Linked DNA regions of Mus musculus: regions 2, 3, 4 and 5 are each linked to region 1. A link is a loop called in an ENCODE intact Hi-C map of the cell type or tissue named here. Cell type or tissue: heart. All regions are shown on one strand. Links, peaks and the distances in the headings refer to the core of each region. The heading gives the core; the rest is flanking DNA. Region 1 overlaps Slc4a5 (solute carrier family 4, sodium bicarbonate cotransporter, member 5). Region 2 holds the start of Wbp1 (WW domain binding protein 1). Region 3 holds the start of Mrpl53 (mitochondrial ribosomal protein L53). Region 4 holds the start of Mogs (mannosyl-oligosaccharide glucosidase). Region 5 overlaps Gm15624 (a long non-coding RNA gene).

Region 1 (5,000 bases), core at 1-5,000:
ATATGCCAGCAAGATTTTGCTGAAAGGACCCTGATATAGCTGTTACTTGTGAGGCTATGCCAGTGCCTGGCAAACACAGAAGTGGATGCTCACAGTCAGCTATAGGATGGAACACATGGCCCCCAATGGAGGAGCTAGTGAAAGTACCCAAGGAGCTGAAGGGATCTGCAACCCTATAGGTGGAATAACAATATGAACTAACCAATACCCCCAGAACTTGTGTCTCTAGATGCATATGTAGAAGATGGCTTAGTCCGCCATCATTGGGAAGAGAGGCCCCCTTGGTCTTGCAATCTTTATATGCCTCAGTACAGGGGACCGCCAGGGCCAAGAAGTGGGAGTGGGTGGGTAGAGGAGGGAGGGGAGGGTATAGGGGACTTTCGGGATAGCATTTGAAATGTAAATGAAGAAAATACCTAATAAAAATTGGAAAAAGAAGGCAGTGGTGGCACACATCTTTGATCTCAGCACTTGGGAGGCAGAGGCAGGCGGATTTCTGAGTTCGAGGGCAGTCTGGTCTACAGAGTGAGTTCCAGGACAGGAGGGCTACACAGAGAAACCCTGCCTCGAAAAGAGAGAGAGAGAGAGAGAGAGAGAGAGAGAGAGAGAGAGAGAGAGAGAGAGAGAGAGAGAGAGAGAGAGACTGGGGAAAAAAATGAGCCAGAGCTTAATGCTCTCGTGTCTTGATACAATGTATCTGTGGATACAATGTAACCAGTTCCCTCCAACTCCTGCACTTTGACTTTCCCAGCATGAGCTGCTGTTACTTAAACTTCGAACCTTTCTCCCTTCAGTTGCTTTTGTCAGAGAATCTTATCACAGCGAGAAAGACTCAGCACACAGCTTCATTCCCAACGGCTTCGGTTGCACAGAGCCTTGTACTTCTCTGGACTTCCCTAAACCTAGGTCAACCTAGGTGACTCCAAGAGCAGCCAGGGAACTCAGGCCAGGAAAGTTTTTTCTTGTTCCCCAGAAGAAAGAAAAATGAAGCTTTAAAAAAAAAATTAAGATTTCAAGATCTTGCTTCTTTTTAAAAGATACATTAAATCTCCAACCTCTGGTATACTTGTGAATATGGTTTTACTTAGAAAGTCTCTGGGTTGAGAATGAAGCTCAGTTGGTAATGTTTGCCTGGTAGGCATGAAGCCCTGGTTTATAAGACAAGCATGGTGGTGCCTGTGAATTCAGCACTGGAGAGGAAGGGGCGGGGGCACCATCAATTTAAAATCATCCTTAGCTATAGCAAGCTTGAAGTCAACCTGGGTTACTTGAGACCACAAAGGGGCGGGAGAGGGAGGCAGAGAGGATGTAATTAAGTTACAATGAACTCATTAAGAATGCTTTGATCCAGCCATTATAGAAACCAGGCAATACTATCCAAAGATATCACACAGGGACAAGGCCATGGAAATTTATACACAAAAACTGAGGTGACACAACAGCCAAATCAAGGAGTGCTATGAGACTCCTGGCTGTCTTTCAAGGAGAGGAAGGACGTTCCTAGAGGCTCAAAGGCAGTGGTGCACTGCTGGCATCTTTATTTAAGGAGTAGGGTTGAGATAGGGCCTCACACTATATAACACAGGCTGGCCTGGAACTTGCAACAATCCTCCTGCCTCAGTCTTTCCAGTGCCAGGAATTAGAGGTAGGATCCACAAAGGCTCTGCTCCCTGGTGACATCTCCATTTTAACCTTCTGATCTCACACTCATGTGAAAATGGACGTCAGTAATTTTACACTACCTTGCTTGTGATACGTTGTTTCTGCCGCTATAGGATACAATTACTAAAGAATGCCTAGAGAAATGTTTCGGTTCCTTCCTCACGGGTGGGATCCTTCTGTTCATCTCACCCCACACAATTCTGTCAGAGCCACACGATTCACTAGAGTGCGGGACGACTGCAGTGGTCAGATCCCCGTCCCTAAGGGGCGCTGCACACAGCAGCGAGAGGATCGCTAACAGGACCGGAAGAAGGAAGGGTTCAGGACAGCAGGCTCTCTGCCAGGTGTGGAGCGGGCACCTTCCGGTCCAGATCAGCTCCTCCCCGATTTCGTGCATAGCTGGCATCTCAGCTTCGTCGCCACTGCCCACTCCGCCAGCCCCGCTGCCTCCAGCCCCTCCGCCACTGCCGCCTCCTCCAGCCGAGGCTCCGCCTCCGCCCACAGAGCCATTCATCTGGCCCGGCTCTGCCAGAGAGAACACAGATTTCCTGAAAGAGAAGGCAGATGGGGCAGAGCAGGGCTCTCAATGCTGGGAAGAGCCCAGTCCCTCAGGACTGTCCCCTTCCCCCTCAAAAAACAAACAAACAACCCAACCTACTATCTACTATCTTGAAAAGCGGGGGGGGGGGGGGGGGGGGGGGGGGGAATGAAGATGGGGGTGGGGAGAGAGCTCAGCTGTTTAAAGCATTTGCCACACAAACAAGAGGGCAAGAGCTGGGTTCCTAGAAGCCATTTGATGATCAGGTGGACAAGGCAGCCACTTGGAATTCCAACACAGGGGAACCCCAGAACAAGCTAGAACAAGACTATCTAAATCTGTCTGCAGCATTGGGTTCACTGAGAGATTCTGCCTCAGTGAATAAGGTGGAGAGCAAAGAAAAATTCCCTGGTGCCACCGTCAGGGCCTCTACATATGCACCCACACATATTCAGACGTGAACGCACATTGCACATACCACAGAAAGACAGAAAATGATTCAGTAATATGCATCCCCCTACACAGTCCCCACTCCTGACTTTAGAGCTGTTCATAAGTGGCCGTGTTGGCTTCTGATTTGCTACAGGGAGAAGAAAATGCCGGATGTGGAGTACCCTCTGCTGCTCTTATCCCGAACACACACCTCTTGTCAGCTGAGGGAACTTTCTTGGGTGGCTCAATTCTGATGTTTGGGTCCCACTCTCCAGGGGGAAGGACAATGACCTCGTCTAGAAATTCATCAATCCCTGCGATCAGATCTTCTCGGTTCCGAGCTTTATAAGCCACATCGCTGAATAGCTGGTGAGGAATGGAGAAGGATAAAAAAGCAGAAAGGAGAAAAGAGGGCTCAGTCCTCCCCTCCTGGGAGTGAGCACATCACAGCTATCTTTAAAGGAACCAATTCTAGCCATTTCTCAGGATGCCCACTTGGTTCCAGTGGGTGGATAAGGACAAAGGACAGTAAGGGAAATAGGGAACAATAGGAAAGAGCCAGTTCCAAGAGCAGGCGGTCATCTGAGATCAGAAACCTATGCCTCCGAGATACATTAGAGACAAGCAAGCATAGGGAATAGCTTACCAACCTGGGACTCCTCTTAATGTGGGCTACCTACATTCACCTCTTCTAATAGTGCATTTAGCAGCCTAGAACCTTTATACTATACTATGTACACATATGCCTTTCTGCACATATACCTAGCAATTTATTAGCAACCTAGGGCCCTCACCTGCACTGAGCTGTACACACACTCCACTCTGAACAATGGAACTGTCTCCTCCCCTTAACAACCATCAAACATAGATAAATTCTACTCAATGATACTCTCCTTGTGTCTGGATAAGAAACTAGGGACGTCCTGAGCTAGGTTTTTATAATAAATCAAACTTCTTATACCTATGCAAAATTAGGTATACATATGATCAAAATCAGATGTGTGATGGGAAGGGACATTCACAACAGAAAGATGGTCATATAATTTAGTCTGTCATTTAGAGAACCACCCATACTAACACTCCACCTTCCTCTGAACCCCATAAAACAAACCCCAAACAATAGTTGGGGTCTCTGGGTACCCTCACTCATGTGGCCCACAGTCACTCTTGACTGTACCTGACCTGTTCTGTCTCTTTGCTTTGAATCAAGTCCCCCTACTGCTTCTGCAAATCTTTGTGTGGCTGTATACCAAGTCTTTGAGCAAGGGCCAAGGAACCTGGGCACGCTCATCCTAGATGCCGACCCCAGCTAAGACTACTGTAGGACGTCTGCTGAGTTCCCCCATCTTCTTCATTTCTGTTTTCCACAGAGCAAGCACACAAGAAAACCTCTACAGAGCCCAGTTTGAGTCCAGTTTTCAAATCCATTCATTACTGCCCATACTTTTACCCTGGAGCAGGTCAGGCTACAAAAAGACTTGCAGATTTGGTGGGGTCATTCATGTGCTTAAAGACCTCCAGCTCCCCAATGATCTGGGGACAGAACAGGACCCTTAGGCTCCTGCCTGTCCCAGGGTGTGTATGGCCTCTGGCTCAGGTCACTGCCCTGGCCCTTGGGGGAGTGCACACTTTGAGCTTACACTACTGAACTTCCATTAGCTTCCAGAAGGCTAGCATCTCAGGGCCATGCCAGTCTACCTGCCTTCTGTTCACTTAGTTTTCTATCTGCAGAGCCTGCCCTGGCTCCCCAGGCAGACAGCACATGGTTAATTCTATTTTTTTTTTAATCATCTCATTATTGCAGATCTGTCCCCCTTTCTGGATAGTGCTTCTAAATTAGAGAGGGTCTGGTTCTATTCTCGGAATCTTATAATCCTGAGTTCCCTGGTGCACAGCAGGGGCTCAGAGGTGCTTGTTAGATAATTGGTGATGACAGGGAGTGGGGGAGGCTGTGCCAGTGCAACAGCCATTACCACTCACAAAGGAGTGTGTGCTTCATATCTTTACTTACATCATCCACCATGAGGGTTGCGATGGCTCGGCCAATCTCATTATAGGACTTTGCTCTCCCGGAAGGTCCTAATAGTATGAACAGAAATCTGCAAAGAAGATAGAGGGAGAAGAAGATATAAAGTGGAAAAAACAGAAACAGGTGAGGAGAAGATTTGTTGGACCTTCAATGCATCCATTATTCACTTTTTAACCCCCTCCTTTGAATTGTTTTAAAATCATCATTATCATTATTATTTTTAATTATGTGTATGTCTGTATGGAGCTATGTGCATGTGAGTGCAGTGCCTGAGAAGGCCAGAAGAGGGCACTGGATTCCATGGACTGAAATTGCAGTTAATTATGGGCCATGCAACAT
Region 2 (5,400 bases), core at 1-5,000, 150 kb after region 1:
TAGTTCCATCTGTATTCACTCGACAAACATATGGAGAGCTTGTTGTTTCTTAGGCAGTGAGAGGAACAGGAAAGGAAGGTGGGTGGATATTCAAGTGCATGCTGACAGAAGGTAAATGACTTTCCTTTTTGAATTGGGATCTTAGTATTTAAGCCCTGACTGGGATATGCTTGCCTTTGCCCCTAAGTGCTGGAGTTAAAGGTGTGTACTGCCACACACACACACACACACACACACACACAGAGCTCCTAAGTAACTTTTTAAAACTCCAGAAAATAGGGCTGGTGAGATGGCCCAATGGTTAAGAACACTGACTGTTCTTCCAGAGGTCCTGAGTTCAACACCCAGCAACCACATGGTGGCTCACAACCATCTGTAATGGGATCTGATGCTCTCTTCTGGTGTGTCTGAAGAGGGCTACAGTGTGATCATATAAATAAACCTTAAAAAAAAAAAAAAATCCTACAGAAAATAGGAATGCTGAAGTAGAAATTGCCAAGACAGAAACATTAGGGTAGTTGTGGGGACTAGCTCATTGTTTTCTTTTGTTTTTTAAAGATAAATCGTATTTACTTTATGTGGATGAGTGTGTGCCCGTTGCCCATGGAGGCCATTGGTCATCAGAACTCCTGGAACTAGATTTACAGACAGTTGAGAGCTGCCATGTAGGTGCAGGGAACTGAATGAGAGTCCTCCCCAAGGGCCGGTGCTCCTCGCCGCTGAGTAGTCTTTCCAGTCTAGAATGCCTTTGAAGAGATGACATTTCCAGTACCAGGGGAGCTTCTCAGACAGAGAGGCCAGCTGACATAGAGCCCAGGGGCACAGAGACCCAGAAGGAGAGTGTGGCCAGGTCACCCAGGGGGATATATACTGACAAGTGACATAGCTGGCTTAATTACTTTGGCAATTATGTGCTGTGAAGCTTAGTAGGGGTAAGGAATTTCCTTAGGAAGCTGCTGAAGTGTAGGCTGTCGTGGCGCAGACCTGTGCCCCAGAGCTTGAGAGACAGGAGGATGGTTACAAATTCCGAGGCATCTAAAAATACATATAGATAGCCTGACACAATCAATCAATAAACTGGGAGAGGGGTATGGGGTGTGGAAACTGGGAGAGCTGGTGATGGCCCGAGTCCAGAAGAAAGTAGTAAAAGGAATAGAGAAACCTGCACTGAAGCCTGGATGTATGACGGAAGTAGCTACTTAGTGGGAGAAAAAAGGAATCCAGGGTAATTCTTTTTGGTTTGAGCCAAATCCAAGTTGATGTTTTTTCCTGAGATACTATTTAAAATAACAGCAACAACAAAAACCTACACAAGGGGCAGGCAGGGTACCATACTTTTGTTTCCTCCTTTGGACCTGAGTGAGAGGCAGGAACCCTGGGAAGAGAAGTGTGGTATTAAGGGTCCCTAAAGATGGGGACAGTGGCACAAGCATTTGATCCCAGCACCTAGGGAACAGAGGCAAGAGTGTGAGCTCCAGGCTGGCCTGGTCTACATAGTGACTTACAGGGCAGCCAAAGTTATATAGTGAGACCGCCTCGAAACAAAAACAAACGAAAATAGGGGTGGGTGACCCCAAAAACCTCGCCATTTGGTTCTCAGACATCCTCTGTCTCTTTCCCCAGCGAGCCCTCCTCCAGAAGGCGCGGAGCCAGCCGTCCCCGACTCTGCCTCTGCCAGTGGGTGGGGGCTGCCCTGCCCCTGCCCTCACCGAAGAGATGCTGCTGAAGCGTGAGGAGCGTGCACGGAAGCGGCGGCTGCAGGCGGCGAGGAGGGCCGAGGAGCACAAAAATCAGACAATTGAGCGCCTCACCAAGACGGCCGCTCCTAGCGGGCGTGGAGGGCGCGGGGCGGCGCGGGGCGAGCGGCGCGGAGGACGGGCTGCTGCCCCGGCCCCTGCACCCATGGTGCGCTACTGCAGCGGGGCACAGGGCTCCACCTTGTCTTTTCCTCCCGGCGTTCCCACACCCACGGCGGTGGCACAGCGGCCTGCCCCATCGGGCCCCGCTCCACGATGCTCTGTCCCCGGCTGCCCCCACCCGCGTCGTTATGCCTGCTCCCGCACCGGCCAGGCCCTTTGCAGCCTACAGTGCTACCGCATCAACCTGCAGCTACGGCTGGGAGGGCCCGAGGGCCCGGGGTCCCCACTCCTGGCCACCTAAGACCTCTCCCACGCCACATTCCTGCTGTCTCCCCCACCCTATTAAATTTCGTACAGTGCCTCAGCTTGTATCGAATTGCTGGAGTGGGAAGCCGGCGGAGTCTGAACCTGAGTGTGTAAAGTCATTCAGCCAATCGGCGAAAATTTTTGTGCTGAACGGCCGTTCATTGGCCGATAAGTCAAAGCTTGTTCTGTTGTCCGTACTGGCTATTGTTGCTGTCAGTCAGGCATTTGGTCGAGCCTTTCCCCTGTCTTTGTCTGTGTGAGTTCTTGTTGTCTGGGAGAGCGGCACAGGCGCCGCTGCGGATTGGGCAAAAGGAGAAACCTGTGACCGGTTCCTATTGGCTGATCTGTTAGTTAGCGATTCTGATTGGCTGGACTGAGCAACTGTGTCCTCTGGAGGTGCTCTCCCCGGCCGGGAGCTCCGGCCGCGGAGTGATGGTGGCACCGGTGGCGATGGGCCGGGCAGGGACCATGGAAGTGGCGGCAGAGGTGGCAGGGGCGGGGCAGCTGGCGGTGGAGGAGGCTGTGGTCTTCAGGGGTCTGTAGGTGGAGGCATGGCTCGGGCCAGCAGCAGGAACAGCAGCGAAGAGGCCTGGGGGTCACTTCAGGCGCCGCAACAGCAGGTATCCCAGCAGCTCTAAAAGCTTATCTCACTACAGCCATTTATTTCTCTTTCCCCTTTCCTGTCACTTCCTGTCCGGGGTGGGGGAGGAGCTCATGGAGCCAAAGGTACTCTGAAGTTCCTGAACATGACCATTCTACTCTTTGTCTAGACTTATTACGTAGATGCAGTTGACTTTACCTGCACCCTCTTAGACCCCATCTCATGGTTGCAATGCAAGCCTGCAGTGGCTCTCCAGTTACCAGAGGCGTAGTGAAACCCCCAGGGAGGTTCCCTCTGTCTTGCAGCAGTTATTTGTGATGTTTTTCTCTGTGCCTATTGTCACAGCAGAGTCCGGCAGCATCTTCTCTTGAGGGAGCAATTTGGAGACGAGCTGGAACCCAGACTCGCGCCCTGGATACCATCCTTTATCATCCACAGCAATCCCATCTGGTTGGGAGCACTGCTCTGGGTCTCACACTGTGCCTCCTCTACCCCAGGGAGCTTGAGACCCAGGGGTGGAAAAAAAAAACCATCTTGGGGGTGTGGGAGGCAGACCTTTGGGGTGGGAGATGTTGAAAGCTTTTTAGCTTTGGAAATGGCCTTAAATTCCTACCCATTGTCACACTATGTTTTGTTTCTTTTAAAACATTAGCCTACAAAAAACCACCCTTGGGGCCAGGCTTCTGTGAGAAAAGTATTGGGTTTAAAGAACTGATATCACTTTCTCTGTATTTACACTTTACTTTCTCACTAGTTTCTGGCATTTTAAATCTTCCATACTGATAGCCCTACATATAGACCCTCCTTTTAGCATCCCATGCCATCCTTCCAAGCTAGGTCGGCTCGTGGGTGGGACTGTATGTGCGTGCAGGAGGTGGGGGTGGACAGGGCCTTGGGTAGAAGCCCCTGGTTCTTAGTGCCTCCTTGCCTCCAGCTTCGAGAGCTGTGCCCAGGAGTGAATACCCAGCCCTACCTCTGTGAGACTGGTCATTGCTGTGGGGAGACTGGCTGCTGCACCTACTACTATGAACTCTGGTGTGAGTCTTCAAAGGGATCCATCTCAGGTTCCATGCCCATCCTCCCTTGGATTTCTGAACTCAGCTACCAAAGACCCTTCTCTGCTTAGGGCTGGAGTCTGGGGTGGTGGTCTGAGTTGTGCCCTCTTTGCCTCCTGCAGGGTTCTGGCTGCTTTGGACTGTCCTCATCCTCTTTAGCTGCTGTTGTGCCTTCCGCCACCGAAGGGCTAAACTCAGGCTGCAACAGCAACAGCGGCAGCGTGAAATCAACTTGTTGGCTTACCATGGGGCATGCCACGGGGCTGGCCCTGTTCCAACCGGTTCACTGCTTGACCTTCGTGAGTGACCTGAAGCTCTTGGATGCAGAACCAGTAGCCCCTTCCAAGCCAGGACCCTCAACCACCCCACACTTCCACTGGCAGACATTTCAGAGCACTCTTGTAGCTCAGGTCCTTCAGTCATCCATGCTGTTCTCTCTCCTGCAGGCCTCCTCAGCGCCTTCAAACCCCCAGCCTACGAGGATGTGGTTCACCACCCAGGCACACCGCCACCTCCTTACACTGTGGGCCCAGGCTACCCTTGGACTACTTCCAGTGAATGCACCCGCTGCTCTTCCGAATCCAGCTGCTCTGCCCACTTGGAGGGGACAAATGTAGAAGGTGTTTCCTCCCAGCAGAGTGCTCTCCCTCACCAGGAGGGTGAGCCCAGGGCAGGATTGAGCCCAGTTCACATACCCCCTTCCTGCCGCTATCGTCGCCTAACTGGTGACTCGGGTATTGAGCTCTGCCCTTGTCCTGACTCCAGTGAAGGTGAGCCACTCAAGGAAGCGAGGGCTAGTGCCTCCCAGCCAGATCTGGAAGACCATTCCCCTTGTGCACTGCCCCCAGATTCTGTGTCCCAAGTTCCTCCCATGGGGCTGGCTTCTAGTTGTGGGGACATCCCATAAGTAGTTTCAAGAGGGAAACTGGGTATTACTTGGCCACCAGGATTCAGCCCTGGTTTCAACTGCAGTCCTCCATGTGGGACCGTCCCCACCCTCCTAGAACACGCCTGAAAGGGCTGGAGCCCTGAAGAGGGGCAGCACCGAGGACTGTGCTATCTTTACTCACTCCCAAGACATACACAGGAGCCTTTAATCTCATTAAAGAGACATGAACCAGCTGCTTGTGATTCTGGGTAGAGTAGATCTCAGCTCATTGCATGCCTCCTAACCACACTGGCCCTGAAGGGAAGAAACGGGCCATTTATCACTTTACATGAGGATAACAGGCAGCTCCAAGGCAAAACTGTCTAAAGCAAGGGGTCAGTTAGGTTCTTTTCCAGTTTATTTAGAAAAATAGACTCTTTGAGTTCACATTCACCCCAGAGCTATATGGGATGACAATAAGGAGACACCTGAGATGAGCTTACAAAGATCTGAAACAATGAGACCAGAAACCCAAGCCCTTGTCTGCATATTCCAAGTGACACAAATGGCCTAGCTTTCCTTCTGTCCCATTAGTACTCTTCAGCCATGATCAGTAAGACAAGACTGGTCCATCCTTGGAAGGGGCGGCAGCCCATGCCCCGCCCATCCTGGTCACTGTACTGCTCCCACAGAAATCCGGTAGCCTGGTAT
Region 3 (6,248 bases), core at 543-5,542, 160 kb after region 1:
TTCCACTTGAAGGAAAGAATGTTGGTGGCATATGGGGGAAATTGGCAGTAGCTAATCATAGAAGATGGGGTTAGAACCAAATAAAAAGGTAGGGTTTAAATCCTGAGTAGTTGAAATTATGACAGAATGGGTGGTTCCATGAGAGTGAATGAAGAGTAGACAACACTACTAAGGAAGATGAGTACTGTAGGCTGAGGGTGGTGGCTGTCTAGAATCCCAGCACTGAGGAGCCTGAAGCAGAAAAATGCTTTCACATTTCTAGGCCACCTTGGTCTTCTTACTAAGTTTCAGGTTAGCTCATGGTAAGACCCTCTCTCAAAATCCAAGTAAACAACCTGAGAAAAATAGCATTCATTTGGCAATAAATATTTAATTAAAATGTACTTGGTTGACAGATCCAAATAAAGTTAAACACTGAGAAAGAAAAATTCCAATTTGTCGGGGCCCTTCACCACCCAAACTTACTTATCTTGCCCCAGAAGCCCTGTTGTTAGTGTTCTTGCTCCGTATCATGAGCTCCATGCAGCATTTTGAGTGATTAAAGCCCAGGTCTTCTCAGACCACTCACTGTCTTTAGATTCAAGCTAACATTTGGTTGTTGGACTCTTCTGCCATATCAGCGGCGGGTACTCGTACCCGGGGCGACCTTGTCTGCGCCCGGTGCAGATGCTGCCGCGGCGTTCCTGTCCCGGATGTGGGAGGCCAAGGCACTTAACATTTCCTGAGTGGTGAGGTGGGCACCGCGCATAATCAGCCGATACCCATCTCCTGGGGGAGATGCAAACCGATGAGTTAGGGACCCTGACTATGCAGGGCTATGGCGGCGATCTGCCCTCGCCCACCCGCGTCCCTACCAGGTTTACCGAACAACACGTCCACGCAGGGCTCAGAGCCGTCGTGCCTCACGTCGGCGATCACAGAGCAGTTGAGGTTGGTGGCGCGGACTTTCTCGCTGCTCACCGTCTGGAGGAAGGTCCTGCGGCCGGAGGGCAGCGTGAGCGCGTCCGGGGGACCAGGGAGCCGGGACGAGGGTGCGCGCGCACGCGTGGGGAACACGGACGCCTCCCACCTCCCCAGAACCCGTACCTCGTGGACTCCACGTTCTTCTCAAACGGGCAGAACTGAACTCGAACCAGCTTGACCGGCCGTAGTCCGAGCCGAGCCAAAGCCGCCGCCATGGTTACCTCCACCCCGGAAGGAGTAGCACTGGGGATCGGTTTATTGGAACGGACCGCTTCCGGCGGCTCCGCGGTACTTCGCGCGGCTGACCTCCGGGGCCACCCGCGAATACTTCAGCCATTAGCAGTGTTCTGTGCCACACAGCATAAGCAGTGAATGTGCAAAATCCCCTTCGCAGGAAAACGTCCTTCAGCCCTCTCCCTCGGGGTCCTGCCTGCGAGATCTAGGTCAGCACCACCCCACATCCTGGCTCCTTCCTTGGAAAGGATGTCACTGCGGGGACTGTCCACCCAGCAGAAGGCAAGCCCTGCCCCTGTAGCAACAGCCAAGGCTTAAATGTCCAGGCCCTACAGCCTAATGACTAGAAACAGAGACGGGGAAGGGGTAAGACTGCCCTCCACGTGTAGAAATGTCTGCTTTGTCTGTGTTTCCTCATGAATCAGTTTTCGCTTTGCTCCTGGGATTCGAGAGAAAGCAAGGTTTGCCTGTCTCCTGAGCGCTAGCCCTGTAGACCCCTTCTAGTTTTAGCTCCAAGATGTCTTCATTGTTTCCGACATCCAGATTTCAGGCTGTAGTTTGCCTATTACTCTGGATTGCAGATCCTAGGATGATCTGGGGGTTCAATTCTGGACTCTAGTTTATGAACATGTTTTATCAAGCACCCAGGTTTAAGCTTCTCTAGCATACAGTTCCTTGTCTGGGGCATGATCTGCAACCCCTGGTCCTAGTCAACTTAGGGTTCAGGACTTGTCCTCAGGCAAGAAAAAAAAGGCAGGTGCCAACGTGGGTGTTGGTGCAGCCTCAGGGCAAGCCAGGCTTGCTGGTTTCCCACCAGGTAAGCCTCAGGACTAGGTCCTGGTCCTCCCCCTCCCCCTCCTCCTCGTCCTCCTCCCCCCAGGGTGCTTAGCAGGTGAGTGTTCTGGGCAGGGGAGACTCCAAGACGAAGAGGGGGTGCCAAGTTTTCCAGGCTGTTGAGGCTGCTGGTGGGCAGTTCAGTGGTCTGGACCTCATAACAGAGACCTGGGAAGGCAGGAGTGGACGGCAGGTTGGTGGGGAATGCTGACGCCAAAGCAATGGTGAGATTGGGTGTGGGTGTTCGAAAGCACCCCTGGAAGGGCTTAGAAAAGCCTGGGGTTGAGGAGTGGTGATAACTCACAGCAACGGGGAGGTCTTCTGTGGACTGGATTCTTGGGCAGGGGTTGCTGCAGGAGACACAGCAGGGCCCCATCTAGCTGCTGGAAGATGCTGAGTGAGAGCAGAGTCTGGCGAAGCTCCTGCGACAGGCCCCACTGCTCTTGTTCCAGAACCTCCCTGACCACTCCGAAGTCTTGCTTGAGCTGCAGCGCCCCCTGCAGGCTAGATGTCCAGGTACAATGTGGCCACCAGACACTTCTGCCTCCCCAGACTGCTCTGCCCAAATGGTCTCCATTTTCCCTGTTTGGCATTCTTCCTCTGCCACTAGCATCTTTCCTTCATACCTGAACCGGATCCCATGGGTGAGGATGTGGTCAAGCCAGGCGCCCAGTGTGGCTGTCAGTGCCTGGCCGAGGGCAGGGGCTTGGGCTTCAGGTGGCAATCCCTGAAGTCCTTGCAACACAGGCTCCAACACAGAGTAGACCACTATCCGAGCGTACTCACTAGGGTCACTGGGAGGTTCTGGAGTGAGACAAGAGAAAAGACAGATGGAGAGACTGCAGAAGTCCAGTGGGCTCCAGAGGGAAGGAAGGGCACAAAGGGTAAGGACAAAGATGTTGACAGTGGTGTGGAGCCACAACTGGGGAGGGCTTGGACCATTTATACCAGGAACCCGAAGGAGAAAGGTGGAAGTGAGAGATTACCAAGACAGTGGGCTGGGGGTTGTAGCTCACTCAGCAAGGCTTGCTCGTCTAGCTTGTGTGAAATCTTGTGTTTCATTTCCAGCACCAGGAAGAAAGAAAAATTACCAGGACACAATCGAAGTCTCCAGTATCGACCCCTCGGCATGTGGAGCTTGAAGCCTTGTGTGGCTTGTTTATGGCATTCTTGGACAAACAGACCCAGTGATTCTTTGGGCAGGAGCTGTATGGGGAGGAAGAAAGTAAGAAGGGCTAGTCTATTAGACTGGGAATGGTGTTTCTCTCTCTGAGGTCTCAGTGTGGGCATCTGTAAAACCCTGATGCCTCACTGTGGGAGCATGGGCATTTTCTAAGGAGGTCTGGACCTAAACCATGCACAGTACCTAGGATTAGAGGTTTCCTTAGTAATCAAAGGCACATGACAAGTCAGGCGTGTTGGGCATGCGGCTAGACTCCCAGCATTTGGAAAGTAGAATCAGAGTATTAGAAGCTCAATGGCCAGGGGATGGAGAGATGGCTCAGTGACTGAATGAATGCTCCTCTAGAGTCTTGAGTTCAATTCCTAGAAACCACATGGTGGGTCATAACCATCTGTAATGAAATCCGATGCCCTCTTCTGATGTGTCTGAAGACTGCTACAGTGTACTTGCATATATAAATCTTTTTTTAAAAAATGGGGTGGGAAGAAGATGGTGATAACAAGGTTGTGTTGTTTAGATTTTTTTGTTTGTTTGTTTTTTTGTTTTTTCCAGACAAGGTTTCTCTGTATAGCCCTGGTTGTCCTGGAACTCACTTTGTAGACCAGGCTGGCCTCAAACTCAGAAATCTGCCTGCCTCTGCCTCCCAAGTGCTGGGATTAAAGGCGTGCGCCACCACGCCCGGCTTTAGATTTTTGGAGAATCTAAAAAAATGGGGCATTTGGCAGAAGTTCTGTGACCTGAGCATAGTGGCACATGCCTGTGACCCCAGGGCTGGGAATGCTGAAGCAGGAGGATGACAAGTTCCATGAGGCCAGCTTGAGCTGACTCTTACATTAGAGTCAAGAAAGGAAAAGGATGGGGGAATAAAAAACAAAAGAAAATGGAAAAAGACGTGGATATATGATCCCCGGAACCTAAGGAAAGGGAGGTTCTGCGGCATGGGGGAGAGGAAGAAACCACTGGGTCCCTGGCACATCAGACATGTGTGTGCCTCTGTTCTCCCTTCTCTCCAGCACAGAATTTCCCCACTCCCATCTGTCTAGCCCAAACTAGCCTTGAAATTTCCATGTAGTCCAGGCTGGCCTCAAACTCAAATCCTGTTTCAGCCTCCTCAGTACTGGGATTAAAGGTATACACTAGCACCCCTGGCCCTGCCTCCAACAATGTAATGCTAACTGGCTACTCTGCCAAGCTCCACACCATTTCCTGACACACACAGTCCTGAATACAAACAGGAGGGGAGAGGGAGGGAGGGAGGACTGGACTCACAAAGAGAGCATATGAGCTTTTGTTCCCCAGGAAGGCTGTCTGGGGAGCCTGCTTCTGCTACTCAGAGGCTGCCCAGCCAGCAGTTAAGCCTCAGGTACTGGTCCTCCTCTGGGCTTCCATAACCATCTATGTGAAGCTCTTCTCATTAGGAGGCTACGCTAGGGCATGATGTTAAAGAGAAAACAGTAAGAATGGAAGAAATCCCAAACAGTTGCTGGACTAGAAGTCTCAGATTCAGGAGACCAAAGGTGGGAGTTCACAGCAGTTAAGATGCTTGGTAAGCAGAGAAGCAGAGCAAAGGGGCAGGGGCCAACCTGAGCTCTGCAGACACACCAGGAGCAGAGGGCCAACCTGAGCTCTGCAGACACACCAGGAGCAGAGGGCCAACCTGAGCTCTGCAGACACACCAGGAGGACAGGGCCAACCTGAGCTCTGCATCCACACTAGGAGCAGAAGGCCAACCTGAGCTCTGCAGACACACCAGGAGGACAGGGCCAACCTGAGCTCTGCAGACACACCAGGAGCAGAGGGCCAACCTGAGCTCTGCATCCACACTAGGAGCAGAGGGCCAACCTGAGCTCTGCAGACACACCAGGAGCAGAGGGCCAACCTGAGCTCTGCAGACATACCAGGAGCAGAGGGCCAACCTGAGCTCTGCAGACACACCAGGAGGACAGGGCCAACCTGAGCTCTGCATCCACACTAGGAGCAGAGGGCCAACCTGAGCTCTGCAGACACACCAGGAGGACAGGGCCAACCTGAGCTCTGCAGACACACCAGGAGGACAGGGCCAACCTGAGCTCTGCAGACACACCAGGACAGGGCCAACCTGAGCTCTGCAGACACACCAGGACAGGGCCAACCTGAGCTCTGCAGACACACCAGGAGGACAGGGCCAACTTGAGCCCTGCAAACACACCAGGAGAACACAAACATAACCTTATATTTTGCAACAGGAAGCAGTGGTGTGCAAAATGGGACAGATAAAGACAGAAGTAATAGCTCTGTCCATAAACCTAGAAGAAAATCATGGGGGACATAGCTTGGTGTCACGGATCTTACCTGGCATACATGAGGCCCTGACATAATCCAGAGAAAGGGCGAGAAGAAACAGCCAACCCAGAGGGGAGTGGAGCTGTTCTGCTGATCTCCCCATTAGAGGGCTTAAAAATACTTTTAACTTCATTCTCTCTCTCTCTCTCTCTCTCTCTCTCGTGTGTGTGTGTGTGTGTGTGTGTGTGCTGGCATGCTCACATATGCAGTGTGTGTGTGTGTGTGCTGGCATGCTCACATATGCAGTGTGTGTGTGTGTGTGTGTGTGTGTGTGTATGTGCTGGCATGCTCACATATGCAGCAGAGACAACTTGCCGTCATTAGTTCTATCTTTACCCCATATGGGTCTGGGGTTGTCAGACTTGGCATTAAGCACCTATAACTAACGAATCATCTTGCTGCCTCCTTCTGCTCCCCTTCCCACTCGTGATTGGAATCAAAGAAAAGTTCGATGATGCATGATCAGCAGTGCTTGTTGCTTAGCTACAGCCCCAGCTTGCATTTCACCCTTTAAATATAGACATGTGCTACTTTAGTAAAACTATAAAGCAAGCCAGATGCAAGGGCATATGCCACTAATCTCAGATTCAAGAAGCAGAGGCAAGCAAATGTATGTATATGTATACATACACATACTATATATATAGTGTGTGTATATGTGTGTGTATGTATATATATAGTATATGTATATATATACAATAATATATACAAA
Region 4 (6,248 bases), core at 299-5,298, 150 kb after region 1:
GAGCTGTACTGCTTTTGTGTGGTTCCCAAAGTCAGCAAAGACCCCCAGCTCAGGAGCCCAGTGCAGCTCATCAAGACTTCCAGGTTCTTCTAGAGAGGCAGCCAATGGGCCCAGCTCTGCAGCAGCTTCAGTCTCCCCAAGCTGTTCTGCAAGCTGGGACAGCACCCGGGCACCCAGTGCCACCCAGCAGCGCAGGTCCAGGTGCCGCTCTGCTGTGGAAGGATGCGAGGCCCTAGGGTAGTCATCCAGGCCTGAGGGCAGCGTCTTGGGGTTAAGTAGGGTAGGCAAAGCTAGGTCCCTGCCCCGCCAGCGGTAGGATAGTGGCACTGGCCCTGCCTGACTTTGATGGAGCCAAGAGAACCAGGCATGCAGGCGGGGGAAAGCCTTGCGGAGAAAGGCCAAATCATCAGGGTCATGGCCTTCTAGCATGTGTACGACTGGCAGGAGCAGGGTTGGGGGGTTGGCATGGGCTGCCCGTTGCACTAGGAATTCTGGGGGCACTCGGGCTCTGGCCTCATCCCCCAGAATCTGCTCTCGCCCAATCCAGCCGTCAGCATTGAGCAGCCCCAGCCAGTGTCCTAGGGCCTCCCGGGTGAGGTGGGGATCCCATCGCTGGACCACTAGCTGGTGAAAGCCTTCATCCCAGAGGAAGCCTCGTGGGAAGAATGACCTAGAAGGCACCCCAGAGAAAAGAGGGACAGGTGGAAACAGGGCAGGGTCCATTTTCTGTTCAGACCCTTCCATGCTAGTGTCTGGCAACACTAAACCCTGTCCATAGAAGTAACCAATCCCACCAAGAAGGCCACTGAGGGCAACCTGACCCAAAGCCTGTTCCTCGGGACTCAAGCCCTTCTCCTTTAGCTGGAAGGTCTTCTCAAACCGTTCCTTGAAGGCTGCAGCATGGCTCTCCAGGGCCTGGGTCAGTTGGCTGCCTACCAGCCGCCCAGAGGCTTGGTTTCCTCCTGTTGCCGCACTGCCAGATTCAAACACAAACTCCACAGAGAAAGGGGCTTTCAGTGTCACCTGCTGGATCAAGAATTGCCCTTGCCCACTAGGGCCTCTCTCCTCCCACTTCAGAGATCCAGGCAAGCCGAGGTAGCGGTCAGGAGAGGCTCCTGGGGGCCGGTGCTGAAACCAGCTGTTTAGGCGGCTCTTTACCATATCTGTGAGCTGTGGCAGCCCCGGGTTGGAGGACCAGAAGACATTGTAGCTTGAAGGCAAGAAGACAAATAAGGAGTGTTATTCATGAAAGGGATGCCTCTCCAGTCCCACTGGTGGGAAGGGGAGGAGGGAGTCATAGAAACCAGGCTAAGTCAATCTCCCAAGCACCCCTGTACCACCCTGCACCAATCCTCCAGTTACCTGCCATGCTTAGGGACAGTGTCTCCTGGACTGGTTGGCGGCAGAAGTGTGAGGCGGAAGTCACCAAGTTCACTGGTGTGCCCACTGATGGACTTCAACTGTCCTTTGGCTCCGATCTCTGGTAGTAGGACCTCTTGCCCATCTGTCACCACGTAGAAGAACAGGGACACCAAAGGGAAGGAAGGTGTACCTGAGGCCTGGGTGACCAAGGAACACACAAAAGCATCAGAAAAACATCTTTTTGAGACCCAGTCTCAGCAGGGATTACAAGAACTGTGGCAAACATACATCTGCCAAGACTGAGGGTAGGTAGATCCACCCAGTGGGCTGAGCCAAAGGGCCCTGAACAGGATTCCTCCTGGAAATGACAGAGGCTTTAGAATTATACGTAGATTGTTTCAGTCAATCTTTTAAGTTAGGCGTCACTGTGATATCTACTTTACAAACAAGGAGATGGCAGACATGGTCAGCCAGGCTGGTGTCCCGGCTGTCAACCTCCATTTCATACTGCATTTGCTGCTGAAAGGGAAGGGTGGGGAAGTCTGGGCTGTGCAAAGACGATCCTGATGCCCTGACCTGAGGCTCTACGGTCACTCTCCAGCTCCAATCCCCTCCGTGCTGACCCCCAGGCCTCTTGACGAACTCAGTGGTGAGCCTTAAGGCCCCATCGTGGATATGCTGCCGACCGAAGGTGCGGCCATCGTGGAACTCCCAGCCATAGGGACCCACGCCGTCTCCCTGTTCACACGTGTGCCTGAGCTTAGGAGGGGTCCCCGGGGTGGCGCCTTGCTGTGCCCACATCAGTCCTGGGAAGCAGAATGGCCACGTCAGTCAACAGAGGCTGTCTTAAGTCTTCGAAGACTGCTGGGTCCTCCCCACTCACCCGCCCCAGGGTTACCTGTGAGCAGTGGTTTGGGGCTGCGAGTCTTCATGCCGAAATAGACGTGTGGGCGGTAGGTGCCCCAGAAGAGTTCCGGGGCCACGGCAGGACTGGAGGAGTCCGGCGGCAGCGCAGACGGCGCGGGGTGCAGTGTGAGCGCGCGGCGCACACGGAGCCACGCCAGCACCCAGCGCCCCGACAGGCCGAAGGCCAGCGCCAACACCACCACGGCCAGGGCCGCGCCGCTCGCCGAGCCCCGCGCCCCACCAGCCCTGCCATCCCGCCGGCCCGCCGCCCGCGCCCTCTCCAGCGGCCGCGCCCCCTCTGCGGCCGCAGCGCGCCGTCGCCTCTCGCCCCGGGCCATGCGGGCAGCCTGCACGCTCCCCGGCTGCCACCGTGCGGTCAGCGGACCGAGCCTTCGCCGCGCGCCTCCCCGAGCGCCCCGCCCCACCGGAAATCCCGCTTTCACGTCAGGTCCGGCCCCGAAGCCCGGAAGCGCTGTGGCTGGTTGACTCGGTACGGAGACCAGGACTCGATGGGTGAGAAGCGTCAGTGGTTTGGAGTTCAAGGGCTGGGAGAGAAGCAATGGCATTCTGAGCCTCTTCTCTTTTGTCTTGCTTAACTACTGATTATGGCCTGGAGAGATGGCTCGACGGTAACGGCGCTGGCTCGCGAGGCTGACGACCTAAGTTATATCCCCTTACCCAGGTCGTGGCAGAAAGAAATCAGACTTACGCAAGTTGTCCTCTGATCCTCACATCAGGGCTACAAATATGCATACAGCCTCGAACTTCCACGCGTATGCTGTGGCATGAGCGCACTTCACCTCCACACGTTTACACACACACACACACACACACTCGCAAGCACAAATAAAATGATTGATAAATAAATAAATAAATAAATAAATGCCAGACGTGGTGGCTCTCAGCTTTAATCCTAGTACTCAGGAGGCAGAGGCAGGATGATCTCTGTGAATTTGAGGCCGCCCTGGGATACACAGTGAGACCATGTCTTTAAAAAAAAAAGTACGAGTAAGGAAGAAAGCGGGAGATATGATTTAATGGTTAACGTATTTGCTGCTCTTGCAGAGGATAGTTCAGTTCCCAGCACCAACATGGCATCTTACAAATACGTCCGGAGGATCTGATGGCCTCTTTGGGTCCTACACACTTGTCCATATGATCACACTAATGCCAGTTTCCCGTTTGGGGGATATGTTTGTTTAGGTTTTCCTCCAACTTGCTATGTAAAATTATGTTGGTTAAGACAGTCTTGCTTTGTATATAGCCCAGGTTGTCCCAAAGCTTGATAGTGATAGACAGCCTCCTGCCTCAGCCTCCAGAGTGTCAGGAGCTAGGGACTGTTAAGCTATGTTTACGTATCACTATCCAGCTCTAATCTGGAAGCAGAAAACGGTGGCCTAGGAAATATAAGTACCTGGGTCCAAGCCACAGAGCTGGGAGGGACTAGCTTAAAACCCAAGTGTGTATGAATTAAGCTATTTCACTATTCATACTCTGTACTTCCGTTCCTCCTGGAGTGGACTCACAAGGAAGCCCAGGTAGGGTCTGTTTCTTTAAGCAGTTCTATAACTTCAGACAAGTCTGTCTCTAACAGCCTATAATTTTATTGATTGATTTTTAAATTTAAGACAAAGTCTATATCCCTGACTGGCTTGGAACTTGCTGTGTAGCCAAATCTGACTTTGAACTTTTGATCCTCCAGCTTCTACCTTCCCAGTGCTGGGTTACAAGCACACAAGTGATTGGTGTACTCAGTGCTAGCCCAGCACTCTGCCAACTGAGCTACCGCCCAGGCCCACTCACTCACTCACTCACTCACTCACTCACTCACTCGTTCAGTTCTAGTGCCAGAGAGCAACTTAGGAACTTCTGCATGCTAGGTACTGTAGTGACACTTTTGAGACTTTTGGAATTTTTGTGTCCTGAGAAAACATAGAAATGTTATAAGAAGGTGCTTTCCTTTTAATCCCAGGTCTAGGGCTGTGGGCTGCGCCCGACTGGCCGCAGCAGCTGACCCTGACTTGCCTCATGCTCTAGCTGAAATGTGGTTTTGCCAGTTGCAGATAATTTCTGTGATTGTGTGACATACAGAATTCTGGAAACTTTCCAGAGGGTGCATAAAGGGAGGGTCTCAAGAGGCAAGGTTGGTGGTTGGTGGTCATTCGGGGGTGTTGGTTACTGTGGTCAAAGAAGAAACAAAAGAAATTAGATTCAGGGATTTTTCTAACCCCTCTATCCTGTTTCTCTCCTATCTAGTGTTAGGGGTGACACTGGATGTGGGGAGGGGATGAACCCACCAAGTAACAGCTTACTTCACTGAACTGTATTTTAGTCCTTCGCCCACCACTCTTTTCTGGAACTCCAACTCTGCAAAGGTATTTTCTTTCCTATGGCCCAGGAAACAGAATTTACATCTGTCTGGAAGCTGTTCCGAGGTAGTACCTGCACCTCAAATTGACCAATGAGCAACTTAGGGGCTCACTATGCAGCCATGGTTTCCTTGGTATTTACATAGCCAAGCTTTGCCTTCAACTAAAATGTGTAGTAGTATTTGCATGTAACCTATACCTGGCTTACAGTGTATCTTATATTAACTAAATAACTTATACCTAATGTGATGTAAATGATATGTCAATAGATCTATTATTTAGGGGATAATAACAAGGGGAAATCTGTACATACTCATGCAGGTACAACTTTTAAATTTATTAATTTGTATTCGGGTGTGCATGTTCCACAGTGTGTGAGTGGCTGTCAGAAGACCATGACTTGCTGTTATTCTTCCCTTTCCCCATGAGGGTCCCAGGGATCAAACAGGCCATCAAGCCTCGTGGTAAGCAGTTTTACCCGATGAGCCATCTGTTCAAGCCCTGGATGCCCTTTGTTTTTGTTTGTTTTTTTATTTTAATCTAGAGTATTTTCATTCCTAAGTTAATGGAACCAACACAGAACCTTTAGATAGGTGGACAAGCCTATACTATTCTTATTTGACAAATGAGAGTGGACAGTGACAGATTTATCTGTCCCATGTCATAACTACTTAAGGGCAGAGCTGACTGGGATTGACAGCTGTTCTGGTTTTGTTTTGTTTTTTGAGACAGGGTTTCTCTGTATAGCCCTGGCTGTCCTGGAACTCACTTTGTAGACCAGGCTGGCCTCGAACTCAGAAATCCACCTGCCTCTGCCTCCCGAGTGCTGGGATTAAAGGCATGTGCCACCACGCCCAGCTCTGTTTTTGTTTTTAAGATTCATTTATTTATGTATATGAGTACACTGTAGCTGTACAGATGGTTGTGAGCCACCATGTGGTTGCTGGAAATTGAACTCAGGACCTTCGAAAGAGCAGTCAGTGCTCTTAACCACTGAGCCATCTTTCCAGCCTGACACCTGCTGTTTTTAACAAAAACTCATTCAATTTTACCAGTGAAGACTTGGGAGCCAGATGCTAGGGTTAAAGCCTGCTAGCTGAGAGACAGAGAAAACACCCAGCAGACCTTCCTCCTCAGCCTAAGTCTCACCGGGAATGACCCTCTCTCACAGTCTCAAGCAATTCTACTTCCTGTGTGTCTATCTGTTCCCCTGACTCTTTCTCTCTATCATTTTTTCTTAATAAGCCCATGTTCACTTCCTGACAACACTTGGGCCTGTGGTTGCTTGCTCTACTTCTTGACCTACAGTTGACTTTAATCTTGTTTACAATAGTTCAGAAAGCTTTTGGATTAAAGGTGTATGCTAAGGCTGAGCCACACCACAACTATTTTCCAGTATTCCAGTATTTTCCAGTAAGTAACACAATCTTGGGGTTCACAGAATGGCCAAATATCCTGCAGCACACACCCCAGGCCTTCAGGGAGATGTCTTTCTTAAAGGATGGCAGCGAGAGAGCCTCTACTACTCATTTAGGCAGGGAAGAATTACAGTATTGCTGGGGAGTGGGGCCCGAGTTATCTGGTAAACTACATAGCTATTCTTAGCTGGGC
Region 5 (6,248 bases), core at 494-5,493, 100 kb after region 1:
AACTCCCTAGCCTCTTAGCAGACCACGACAACTCCGATCTTTGCTAACCTCCACCTCCAGGCAGCCACAACCACTGCTGGGGCTGCACAGAACCCAGAGGCAGCTGTGGACGCTCTTGCAATTCTCCCAGCCCCTCTGACTCCTTCCGTTCAGTGTCTTCTCCTCTGCACCCTCACGTCCAGCCAGGCCTCAGTCACTACCCACACACCCTTCCTTTCTCCATTCTTCCTATCTGCCATTCCATAGCTTTGAAGATTAGAGCAACTCATTTCTTCTTTTTGGTGCTTCTCCATCTGTTGCTTGTCCCACCTTACAGGAAATTACATCAAGTGAGATCATGCCCAAAAAAGCTCTGTGATCTACACAGTTAAACATAAAGCCAGGCGTTACTGTTCTAATCGTCGGTCTAAATTATCGGTTTGCATGCAAACTCCTGGCCTCTCCTCCCTCACTTCTGACCACTTTTGACAGCACAGTAAGGTGAATACTTCTCAAGCGCTGCTCTCTTCACTGTCCATCCACCACCTTCACCGCGATCGTCTAACAGTCCCCGGTTCGGTGTGTGCAGTCTCCTCTGCCCCACCAAGGCTGTTCCCAGTGCTTTCTATAGTCTTACACACCACGCCCACCCTTCAACGTCTAGCTAATGCTCCACTACGTACAAACAGAGACAGATTTAAGAACGAATCTTCTTAAATGTGATGAAAGAATTAAGCATTGATTCGGTTTGAAGAAAAACGCTGGGAATATCTGTCATCTGATGCTGGAAGAGGCAATGTCCTCCTCAGCTTCCCTCAGTGTTTTTTGAGGCAGGGCCTCTGTAGCTGGGGCTAGCTTGAAACTCACTAAGTAGCCCAGACTGTCCCCAAACTCAAAGAAATCTTCCTGTATTTACCTCTCAGGGGCTAGGCTTATAAACAGGTATCACAAGCATGGCTTAAAAGCCAACTTTCAGTTTTATTCTTGTTTAAGTAGCCATGGCTGTCCTGGAGTTCAATATGTAGAGTAAGCTAACCTCAAACTCACAGAGATCTGCCTGCTTCTGCCTCCCGAGTGCTGGGATTAAAGGTATATGCCACCTCACCTGGTAAGAGTTAACTTTTTTTGTTTGTTTGTGTTTTGAGACAGTCTGTCCATGTAGCCCAAGCTGTCCTGGAACTCACTCTGGAGACCAGGATGTACTCGAACTCACAGAGATTCACTTACCTCTGCCTCCCAAGTGTTGGCATTAAAGTTGAATACTACAAAACCAGGCTCACTCCTGGTAGCTCCCATTTTTAATCCCAGCACTTGGGAGTCGGATCTCTAAGTTCAAGGCTGCCTGGTCTACAGAGTGAGTTCCAGGACAGCCAGGACTACACAGAAAAACACTGTCTCAAAAAACAAAAACAGCACCCAAGTTGAGTGTTACCCACACCTGGAAAGTCAGCTTTTCCTTGGTTTAACTCTAAGAGATAGCCTAGACAAGGACAGATGCCACAGGGAGGCTTACACTAAGAATCCTAGCAACTGGGGTGTTCAGGAGAAGCAGGCACTGAAGGCCAGTTGTGGCTACACAGGGAGTTTGAGGCCAGCCTCTATCTCGGGGGGGGGGGGGGCATATTCAGTTATTTCCCCATTATTAGAACTGTTCAAGCCTGATTGCAAAATTTGCCAAACTGACAAGAGTATCACATATGGAGGTCAGCTACAGCAAAGGTGGCTGCGGTTAGAAGCCCAGCACTGAGATGAGAGGAGGCTGAGAGGTCTTCTGGTCCTAACTCCTGGTTTAAGGGCTGGATAAAGTAACTAACCCAGAGCAGTAGTTTGTTCTACATAGCAGGTAGCAAAATGTGCCTGTCAGCTAAGATCTTGCCCCTGAACAGCATCACCTGAGAACCTGTTACAAATGCAGACTAGATAAGAGCTATATTTCCACCAGACTCTATTAAACACATACCTCCATTAAAGTAAAAACCACTGGCACACACTGCCCCTTTACAATGGTGGGTTTCTACCTCGGGAACTTCATTTCCAAAAACAGCACCAGACGTTAAGTAGACACGACCAAAACTCAAGCAAGCAAGCAAGCAAGCAAACAAACAAACAAAAATCCAGTATCTCCCTGTCTATTTGGGGGAGATTATGCATATATATATATATATACATACATATATACACACACACACACACACACATACATACACACATACATACACACACATACACATGCCCTAGAGACTCTTGAGAAATATATCCAGCATACTAAAAGTTCTGAAATAGTCTGCTGAGAAAACCTGAACTTTCAAATATATATATGAATGCAAAGCACCTTTTACATAATAAAGTTATGGAGCTGAAGAGCTGGTTCAGTGGTTAAGAGCACCTACTGTTCTTACAGAGGACCTGACTTCAGTTACTAGAACTACAACTGGCTCTAACTCCAGCTGCAGGGGCCTGACATTTCTGGTCCCTACACTCATACATATTTTCCTATTTTTTAGGTTATCCTTATCTGTTTAAATACAGTACAAGAAGACAGGCTTTGACAGCACAGTAGGCTAAGGACGCCAATTTCTGACACAGTTCTTCCATTCTCAGTACCTTTTAAGTACACCAGGGTAACAAGGGGCCAGCAGCCGCTTGCAGCTCTCTGCGCTGCTGTAAATGGATTTCAGTCTAAAGACCTGCCTCTTTGAAAACAGCAATTTCGCATCTGTGTGCTTTAGCTGTCGTCCTGCTCAGTTACGAGAGGTGTGTGTACAAGACGACTACACAAGGATCGTTTTGTAAGCCTAGTTGGACCCCAGGACAAGGCGTACTCACACATCAAACGCATTTCCAGACCCTCCACGTCTGAACCCTCTAGGATTAATTTTTGTCTTCGTTTAACACAAATTCCTAAACACGTGCCCACAGAAAGCCTGCGCTCACTACGGTGTCACAGTAAGCAGGGGCCCCTCGCAAATCTGAAGGAGAGTGGGCAAGCCTGGGAGAAGCGCTCAGCGGGGCCCCAGGCCTGCCCGGCCGCCCGCCCGGGTGCCACCCACCCTTCGAGCCCACCAAGTCCTAACCCCGAGTCCCCGCCAGCTCCGCGAGAGCTTCGGGGCAGCTCAGCAGACAGTCGGCGGGGTCGCCGCCCGCGTACCTGCTGTCAGGGCTCCGCGCCCCGATCGGCCCCGCCGCCGCCCGCCGCTCCGGACTTGCTGCCCCGCCCCGCCCCGCCCCACGGACTGCCCTGCGCGCCGCCCGCTCCCGCAGTGATCCCCAAAGCCCTCGGGTCCCAGAAAACTCTAGATTTCTGTGAGCAGTCTCCTCATTCCTGCTGCCTCGCCCTAGCTGACAAGGTCTCGCCAAGCGAGGCAGAGAAAACATCGATAAGGCACTGAGCTAGACACCTGCGGCAGGATGCGTGCATGTGTGCATGCGCACGCGCACTACGTCTGGGAAGTGGATTAGGACCGCGGTCGTGAGGCGGGGCGGGGTGAACGCCCTCTGCTGGAGGAGGATCTTAGGGGAAGGATTGGGAATTTTGTTTTGATCTCAAAAAGTGACAATTATGGCCTGGAGATCGGGAGAAATAAATTAAGATGTCCATTCCCTTTTTTTCTCCCCTCTTCAGCATTCCTCAACCCCCATCCCCCAGAAACGGAACTGTCTAGAACCATTGCTGTCAGCAGCATTGAGGTGCGTCTTTTCAATGGAGGTGGTATAGAAAGTTTCAACAGTCCTTTTGTCTTCAGTGGCTTATTGCTAGCTTTTGAGAGTTAACTGGCTTGTTAAAACTAGCGACAATCCAGTACTAGACAGGATGAGGCAGGAGGATTGCCCCGAGTTCTAAATTAGCCTGAGGTACTAAGGTACCAAGTATACAATGATTTAGGCAGGCATGAAGGAAGGATCAAGCAAATGTGCAACTCCACAGGAGGAGGAGTTAGGATTTCACAGACCGGTTCCAATTCCTCCTCCAGTCTATGAGCTGTGTGAAATCCTGTGCTGGTAACAGCCTCTCAGTATCATGTCCTTATTTGTAAAATGACTGTCAGTGACAGGATCTAGAAAGAATGGACACCTCCTCTATAGCAATCCTCTCACCCCCATTTCACCTTCTAAATATTTCTATTTATTCTGAACATACAATGCATTCCTACCATTCAAAAATCAAACTGGAGCCTGTGGAATGGGTCAGCAACTAAAGGGACTTACCATACAAGCCTGACAACTTGAGTGTGATTCCTGGAATCCACGTGAAGATAGGAGAGAACTGACCAAACACACGGACACACCAGACCACACGCACACCACATATCACACATACACACACATACACACACCACCACCACATACACATATACACTGTACACACAAACTACCAAATGAAATATAATAATAAAATTAATACTTAAGTATTTACTGGGCCAAACATGATGGTACATGCCTTTAATTCCAGCACTCTAAATGCAGGGGAAGGTGGTTCTCTAAAAGCTGAAGGCCAGCCTGTAGTATGGATTAAGTTCCAGGCCAGTCAGGATTACATAGCCAGGATTGGGCTGCGGCGATGGCTCAGTGGATAAGAGCACTGACTACTAGCCAGCTTGATCTACAGAGCTAGTTCCAGGACATCCAGGGACATACAGAGAAAGCTGACAGAAAGTACCACATCTCAAGCCCCCTGGAAAAGTATGTACTGAGAAGCCTCCCTTTAGCCCTTGTCCCACCCTAGTATAACCTTCTTGCTTGCTACAGGTAATTGGTTTCTTGGTCATCTGGTAGATGTTTTAAATACAGGCTCTTATGAACACAGAGTTCTACTCCTTTCATCTCTTATGCAATAGGTAGTACAGTATAGAGACTTACATTCTGCCTTTTTTCCTTTATAGAATCTGTAAGGTTTATATTTTATGAGTGTTTTGCCTACATGTATGGTATGTCTGCACACCAGGCACATGGGAAAGACAGAAAAGGGCTTAGGTCCCCTGGAGCTAGAACTGGTTGGAGATGGTTGTGAGCGGAGCCATGTGGGTGCTGGGAATTGAACTCAGGTCTTTTGGAAGAGCTGCCAGTAACCACTCTTAACTAACACTGAGCCATCAAATTCAAATGAAGTGGGTAAATGTTTTCCGGTTATACAAGCTGTATTTGAAATCTCAGCACTTGGGAGGTTTAGGTATGAGGAGTTCAAGGCCACCCATGGCCTGACAGCCATCCTGCACTACAAGAGAACATCTCTTGAAAAACAGAGAGAGATCCTCATGTGTAGGTGTACATATTTATCAACTGGATTCCTCTAGTTACTTTGTTTCCAGTTGTATGCATGTGTGTTCATGTTTGTGGGAGCACACATGCGTGTATGTGCATTTGGAAGCCAGAAGTTGACCTGGAATCTCTTCCTCAATCACCCTCCTCCTCCTCCTCCTCCTCATTATTATTATTATTATTATTATTATTATTATTATTTTGAGAAAGGGTCTCTCACTGAACCTGGAATTCAATTCTGGCTAGACTGGCTGGCCAGCAAACCCTAGGGCTTGTCCCATCTAAACTTCCCCAGAATGGAGAGTATGGGCTGGGGGCTTATTTGCAGGTCCTCAATGCTTTGCTTTACATAGTAAGTGCTCTACTGGCTGAGCCAGCCTCCTGGCCCACTTTCTAGTCTTTTGCTGTTCCGTGTTGTGCAACCATGAGGGTACATAGGACATTTCACATGTGAGCATATTTGTGTATATATTAATTGCTTAAAATGTATTGGCTGTGTGTATGTGTCTGGTTGATACAATGTTTTTCTGTCATATGCAAAATTCTAGGTTCATTTCCCTGAACACAGGAGTAAAAATCAAACGGAAAAAAATAGGTGTTTCAATCCAAGATGAACTAATAAGCTCCAGGAGCTAGGAAAGGAGAGCGAATTAATGTGTGGACTCACTCTATGCTTATAATCACAGTTATGCACTTCCTCCCTTACTGAAAGGACAAAGTTCTGCCTGGGAGCCAGATTTACCTTACGGTCCTTCTATCTTCCCTTTTAACGAGTGTTTTGAGGACAGGGGGGGTGGGGGGTGGTGGAGGTGAGACAGAGAACGCTAGGGAACAACCTTATCCCTAAGCCTTGTCTCCTAAGCCATGACAACTGCGCCCCCTGGAGTCCCGTTAAGGAAATAAACAGGTTTGGAAGAAATGGCACCATCTTTGCCAGTCAGTTCCTGCGGCAATTCGTTTATTTTTGAGCAAGGTCCATTTCCCAGTGTGGAGGCTCAGGACCCAGAGTGGGG

Evidence for each region. A loop is a pair of places that touch in the nucleus more often than their neighbours do. Peaks named below come from ENCODE experiments on the same cell type or tissue, not always from the same donor. Only the 100,000 strongest peaks of a DNase experiment are listed, where the experiment ranks them.
Region 2: a loop joins it to region 1, with 2.5 times the contacts of the local background. A loop is called at or near these places in 2 of 42 quality-filtered maps.
Region 3: a loop joins it to region 1, with 4 times the contacts of the local background. A loop is called at or near these places in 7 of 42 quality-filtered maps.
Region 4: it touches region 1 in a loop (2.2-fold over the local background); 8 of 42 quality-filtered maps call a loop at or near these places.
Region 5: a loop joins it to region 1, with 2.3 times the contacts of the local background. A loop is called at or near these places in 21 of 42 quality-filtered maps.

What each region holds. Positions count from the first base shown.
Region 1 is chr6:83,265,404-83,270,403 of GRCm38, reverse strand. Slc4a5 (solute carrier family 4, sodium bicarbonate cotransporter, member 5) reads right to left here. Exons shown (of 25, transcript NM_001166067.1): 8 at 4,644-4,731; 9 at 2,844-2,998; 10 at 2,022-2,210. Among named protein-coding and RNA genes, the nearest start is that of Slc4a5, 31 kb to the right of the region's middle. In heart, for the core only: CTCF peaks have their summits at 1,929 and 4,926 (motif pointing right); a DNase peak (open chromatin) is centred at 2,043; H3K4me3 peaks cover 1,294 bases; H3K27ac peaks cover 863 bases.
Region 2 is chr6:83,118,588-83,123,987 of GRCm38, reverse strand. Wbp1 (WW domain binding protein 1) reads left to right here and starts at 2,527. Exons shown (of 5, transcript NM_016757.2): 1 at 2,527-2,785; 2 at 3,112-3,216; 3 at 3,701-3,803; 4 at 3,944-4,120; 5 at 4,268-4,944. The coding sequence starts at 2,717. The coding sequence ends at 4,728. It overlaps Ino80b (INO80 complex subunit B), which reads left to right. Exons shown (of 5, transcript NM_023547.2): 5 at 1,624-2,223. The coding sequence ends at 2,160. It overlaps Mogs (mannosyl-oligosaccharide glucosidase), which reads right to left. Exons shown (of 4, transcript NM_020619.3): 4 at 5,086-5,400. The coding sequence ends at 5,280. In heart, for the core only: a CTCF peak has its summit at 2,502; DNase peaks (open chromatin) are centred at 827, 1,597 and 2,447; H3K4me3 peaks cover 3,237 bases; H3K27ac peaks cover 3,391 bases.
Region 3 is chr6:83,104,042-83,110,289 of GRCm38, reverse strand. Ccdc142 (coiled-coil domain containing 142) reads right to left here. Exons shown (of 9, transcript NM_001081266.1): 6 at 3,123-3,237; 7 at 2,658-2,835; 8 at 2,336-2,535; 9 at 1,169-2,199. The coding sequence ends at 1,913. It overlaps Mrpl53 (mitochondrial ribosomal protein L53), which reads right to left and starts at 1,182. Exons shown (of 3, transcript NM_026744.3): 1 at 1,087-1,182; 2 at 864-976; 3 at 358-768. The coding sequence starts at 1,178. The coding sequence ends at 617. In heart, for the core only: a CTCF peak has its summit at 2,539 (motif pointing left); DNase peaks (open chromatin) are centred at 1,209, 2,179 and 2,579; H3K4me3 peaks cover 2,141 bases; H3K27ac peaks cover 2,029 bases.
Region 4 is chr6:83,111,939-83,118,186 of GRCm38, reverse strand. Mogs (mannosyl-oligosaccharide glucosidase) reads right to left here and starts at 2,681. Exons shown (of 4, transcript NM_020619.3): 1 at 2,261-2,681; 2 at 1,939-2,168; 3 at 1,363-1,559; 4 at 1-1,210. The coding sequence starts at 2,606. In heart, for the core only: a CTCF peak has its summit at 2,669; DNase peaks (open chromatin) are centred at 356, 996, 1,986 and 2,696; H3K4me3 peaks cover 2,637 bases; H3K27ac peaks cover 2,109 bases.
Region 5 is chr6:83,162,874-83,169,121 of GRCm38, reverse strand. Gm15624 (a long non-coding RNA gene) reads left to right here. Exons shown (of 2, transcript XR_003956319.1): 2 at 2,484-3,579. It overlaps 1700003E16Rik (RIKEN cDNA 1700003E16 gene), which reads right to left. Exons shown (of 4, transcript NM_027948.1): 4 at 6,147-6,248. The coding sequence ends at 6,231. It also overlaps a transcript of Dctn1 not described here. Among named protein-coding and RNA genes, the nearest start is that of Gm15624, 6.8 kb to the left of the region's middle. In heart, for the core only: CTCF peaks have their summits at 2,607 and 3,491 (motif pointing left); a DNase peak (open chromatin) is centred at 3,411; H3K4me3 peaks cover 2,011 bases; H3K27ac peaks cover 1,762 bases.